2 separate regions of the Homo sapiens genome follow, and region 1 is linked to region 2. The links are chromatin loops, found by intact Hi-C in ENCODE. Cell type or tissue: natural killer cell. All regions are shown on one strand.

Region 1 (2,500 bases), 78 kb after region 2:
ACATTGATGCTCTTATCCTAGCTGATTAATCCTGACCCACCCTCCAAGACCAATCCCAAGGGCATCTCCTCAAAAGCCTTTCCTGCCCCACCCAAGCATAGTTCAGCCCCCTTTTCTGCAGTAATCACCCCCCACTGCAAACCCATCACATGAAATCACAGTCATTGCTTACTCATCTGTCCTTCCTCTACTATGCAGGGTCCCTCAAGGGCAGAGGCATGTTCTTTATCTGCCTTTGTAGCCCTGTCTCCCAGCACTCATAGTATATTGTCAACAAACACATGTTGTGACTGGTCTTGGGAAGAGACTTCATTTCCTTCTCTATAAAATGGTGGAAAGGGAGTTCTTCTGACCCTGCACACCCCCAGGTTTCAGGTTTCAGAAGAGAGGCAAGTCTTATGATCATCCATCAGGACCCACTCCATGCCAAGAGGGTGGAGAGCAGAAAGACACTGTGGACCTCATCGGACTAGCCCGTGTCTACACTGGCTTCTGGTACAGTTGATGATGGGTCCATTTAACTTAGAGTACCCTGATTCTCCCTGAGAGTCTCTGAGCTTTGAGCAGCCCAGTCTCCTCCCTCATTTTCCACCACCAGATGTGACAAAAAGAGAGGGGAGGTTCTAGGAGGTCTCCTGACCCTCCATTCATGTGTCAGGACAGAGACATCCTGGGGAGGTGCTGGAGGAGCTTTGGGGAAGTCAGAGAAGAGGACTGGGAAAATTCTCTCTGTTGCATGCACTCAAGTCCCTGGCTGTGACTGTGTTACTGTATGAGCCTTCCCACACCAGTGGGAGGCAGTATAGTGGAGTGCTTAACAGCAGAGAATCTGGAATCCAGAGTAGCTGTGCAGCTTTAGGCAAGTCACCTAACTTCTCTGTCCCACAATTTCCTCATCTGTAAAATAGGGATGATAAAAGTAGTTACCTCACAGGGTAGCTTGTGAGGAAGAAGAGTTATTTCTAAAGCACATAATGACTGCTATTAGTTGCTTATATATACAATAATAGGGTTTCCTGTGTTGAAACTTAATCTTGGGACCCATGAATTCTTTTTGTCCTTAATAAAGAGACCACTCAATGGGCCCATGAGCAGAGTGGGGGTGGGATGGAAATGGTTATGAAACTGCAGTCATGTGTCCCTTAATGACGGGTAGGGATGCGTCGTTAGGTGATTTCATTGTGGTGGGAACATCAGAGTGTACTTCCACAAACCCGGATGGTATAGCCCACTTCACACCTAGGCTATGCGGCATAGCCTATTGCTCCTAGGCTACAAACGTGTACAGCATGTTACTGCACTGAATACTGTAGGCAATTGTAACACAATGGTAAGTATTTGTGTATCTAAACATATAAAATGCACAGTAAAAATACCATATTATAATCTTATGGGACGACTGTCATTTATGCGGTCCATTCTTGACAAATATTATGCGGTGCATGACTGTGCATGGAAGATGGAAAAGACATAGTGAAATTCCTCAAGCATCCACAAGAGGGCTCCCCAATCTCCCCAAAGCACCCACTTCACTATGATGAAGAGCCTCGTAGGACTCATTGCCTTTTCTTCTACTTGGGTATCTATCGAAGCAGGTCAGTGAGAATCAGGCCACAAATGTGTGATGATGGCTGAAGGTGCCGCCTAGTGATGGCAAATGACCCATATAGAAGCATCTCCTAACTCAGGCTGTGTGCACCCCAATACACACCACCTCTTATCCCGCAGAGACACAGATATCCCCAACCTTTAGCCCTGTCCCCCAGGACACTGGGGAGAGGGAAAGTCACATTCTCTGTGGAAAACTATGCCTGTTCCCTCCCCCACGCCCACCCCTGGGAGTCAGGCCCCTCCACCAGCCTCACCCACTGGGCCCTCATAGTGATCTGGCCCCTAAGCAGCCACAGACCTCTCCCCAACCACTCCTGCCTCCCCAGCTACCTGAGCCTGACCATGGTCTGGGCTAGGTCATGTGGGTCTAGCTCTGGCCCTCACCTCTGGTTTTTGGGAGAGAGTTGTTAGTGGGATGGGAGTGAGGTGGGGAGATGGGAGACATCCCTGTGTCCTGCAGAGAGGGTGAGGATTGGGGTGAGAACAGGGTGGTGATTAGGCCCACTGCCCAATTCAGCAGAGAACTCATGAGTGACAAGGGACGCCACTGCTCTGGCGTGTACCTAGGAAGCGGGAGAGAAGGTGGAAGATCAGAAGAGAGGTCACGCAACCCTCCCTCCCTACAATGCAGGCCCAGGCCACCTCCCTGAAGCTGGGCTCTGTGGGGATGCAGCCCGCAGGGATCCAGACGTAGCGGAGTCACTCCTGACCCCTCACCCTCCTTTCCCAGCTCTCACATGCGTAGAGGGAGTGAGGGGCAGAGGAAAGAGCACTGAATTCTTCAGGAGGCCTGGGTTCTAGGCCTGCTCTGTCATGCACTGTCATCGCCCCGCTGAGGTTCAGGTTCCTCATCTGTAAGGAAGGATATGACACCATCCAGCCCCAGCAA
Region 2 (2,500 bases):
AACATAGTGAAACCCCATCTCTACAAAAAATACAAAAAAGAAGTTAGCCAGGTGTGGTGGTGCACACCTGTGGTCCCAGCTACTCAGGAGGCTGAGGTGGGAGGATCGCTTTAGCCCAGGAGATCGAAGCTTTGGTGAGCCAAGATCAAGCCACTGCACTCCAGCCTGGGTGACATAGCCAGACCCTGTCTCCAAAAAAAAAAAAAAAAAAAAAAAAAATCAGGAGACATGGTCTCAGCCAACCCTAAGCTATGACCTCAGTTAAGTCACTTAGCCTCCATCCCTCCTCTGAAAAGTGGGGCAAATATTAACACCCTCACCAGGTTGTGGTGAGGGTGATGGGGCATTCATGTATAGATGCTTTGCCTTCATAATCATAGATATTTATGTGGCACTCGGGGTGTGCCAGGCACTGTTCTTTTCACCTGGCATACACTAGCTCATTTTAATTCTCAAAACAACCCTAAGAGGTGAGTGTGGGACTGTTATCCCCATTTTATGGATCAGGTGGGTGAAGTCCAGAAGCTCTTGTCATGTATGCAAATGGAAGTTCTGATGCTCCTGAGGGGGGCTGGCCTCCAAACAGGGGGCTGAGTGTTCTTTTAAGTGTCCCTGTGTGTTAATGACAGAGCAGGGGCATTAACTTGACCTCGCCAGGGGCAACAGCCCGCAACAGCTGCATTGCGGTGGCTGAGAGGAGACTTTGCACTCACAGCCACTTGGAGAGTGGGCTTGGGATGTGTGACCTGGGGCCTCTGCTGTAGTCTGGGGTGATGACTCTCCAGACATGGGGAAGTCCTGGGCCTGTGCAGACCCTCCCCTCTGTCTCTCTCTCCAGAGGGCCCTGGTGGAGACGCACCTGCGTCAGATCTGTGGTTTGGAGCAGCAGCTGCGGCAACAGCAAGGCCTCCAGGATGCAGCCTTCTCCAACCTGAGCCCACCGCCAGCCCCCGCCCCTCCCTGCACTGATTTAGACCTGCACTACCTGGCACTGAGAGGGGGATCTGGCTTGAGTCATGGTGAGATCTCAGTGACCCCGACTTACCTCCTAGTCCCCAACCCCCATTTCAACATTCCTAGACACCTCGCACTTACTTACCATCCCATTTGTAATATAATCTATTTCTCCATAATCATCCCATCCTCCCTTACCTGCTGTCCCCTCACCTCACCCACTGTTACCCTAATTTCTCCCCTTCTAACTCGGTCATTCCTGATCACCTCGTTGCAATTCCTGTGCCTGCCAGCAGAGGGCGCCCCCACCCAGAGTCCCCCCGCCCCGTCTCTGGCTGTGACTAGGAGAGGCCCTTGCAGATGCTCTAGACTTGAGTCTGGCCAGTAAAGCCTTCAAGAGCCCATCTTATTTTTTTCCTGGCCTCCAGGAAAATTAGAAATGCGGCTCAGCCCATCTTTCCTCGCTGCCCTTGTCGCAGTCATCCCTCCTTGGCTAGCTGTCCTGGCTTCTCTCTTGGAGTCCCCATGCTGCATCCTCCTGTTTCACTCTGGCTCTGGGAGCTGGAGGAGGCAGCTGAGCTCGCCTGACGTTGTCCTGTCCACCGACAGCAGGCTGGCCGGGCTCCACACCCAGTGTGAGTGACCTGGAGCGGCGGCGGCTAGAAGAGGCTTTGGAGGCCGCGCAGGGAGAGGCCCGGGGGGCTCAGCTCCGGGAGGAGCAGCTCCAGGCCGAGTGCGAGCGGCTGCAGGGGGAGCTGAAGCAGCTGCAGGAGACCCGGGCCCAGGTAAATGCAGGGGCCTGGAACAGCTTCTGGAGGTCCAGGGCTGGGCCTTCCCCACTGTGTGCAGACTGGCCCAGGGAACTGTAGACAAGGGCCCTGGCAGGGGTGAGCTTGGGCTCTGACCTCTTCATCTTCTTCCTTAGGATCTGGCCTCCAACCAGTCGGAGCGAGACATGGCGTGGGTGAAAAGAGTTGGGGATGATCAGTAAGTCACATTGGTAACCCTGGTCCCTCCGTGATGTTTGGGAGACCTCCCCTCCCAGCCCTCAGGGGTGTGGTGTCTGGGCTGCTGTTGCTCTGTGTGCATCCTTCATAGGAAGGAGGTGGGGTTCTTTTTTTTTTTTTTTGAGATGGAGTTTCGCTCTTGTTGCCCAGGCTGGAGTGCAATGGCGTGATCTTGGCTCACCGCAACCTCTGCCTCTCGGGTTCAAGCAATTCTCCTGCCTCAGCCTCCCGAGTAGCTGGGATTACAGGCATGCACCACCATGCCTAGCTAATTTTTTTTTTTTTTTTGAGACGGAGTCTTGCTCTGTCACCCAGGCTTGAGTGCAGTGGCGCAATCTCGGCTCACTGCAAGCTCCGCGTCCTGGTTCACGCCATTCTCCTGCCTCAGCCTCCTGAGTAGCTAGGACTACAGGCGCTCGCCACTACGCCTGGCTAATTTTTTTTTGTATTTTTAGTAGAGATGGGGTTTCACTGCGTTAGCCAGGATGGTCTCGATCTCCTGACCTTGTGATCCGCCCGCCTCGGCCTCCCAAAGTGCT

Evidence for each region. A loop is a pair of places that touch in the nucleus more often than their neighbours do. Peaks named below come from ENCODE experiments on the same cell type or tissue, not always from the same donor. Only the 100,000 strongest peaks of a DNase experiment are listed, where the experiment ranks them.
Region 1: a loop joins it to region 2, with 5 times the contacts of the local background. A loop is called at or near these places in 11 of 110 quality-filtered maps.

Annotation. Positions count from the first base shown.
Region 1 is chr17:47,775,284-47,777,783 of GRCh38, forward strand. No RefSeq gene overlaps it. Among named protein-coding and RNA genes, the nearest start is that of TBX21, 43 kb to the left of the region's middle. In natural killer cell, a CTCF peak has its summit at 1,473 (motif pointing right); a DNase peak (open chromatin) is centred at 1,508.
Region 2 is chr17:47,697,757-47,700,256 of GRCh38, forward strand. TBKBP1 (TBK1 binding protein 1) reads left to right here. Exons shown (of 10, transcript NM_001394755.1): 5 at 839-1,019; 6 at 1,564-1,739; 7 at 1,880-1,941. Among named protein-coding and RNA genes, the nearest start is that of TBKBP1, 4.8 kb to the left of the region's middle. In natural killer cell, CTCF peaks have their summits at 1,189 and 1,388; DNase peaks (open chromatin) are centred at 345, 1,265 and 1,918; H3K4me3 peaks cover 1,024 bases; H3K27ac peaks cover 799 bases.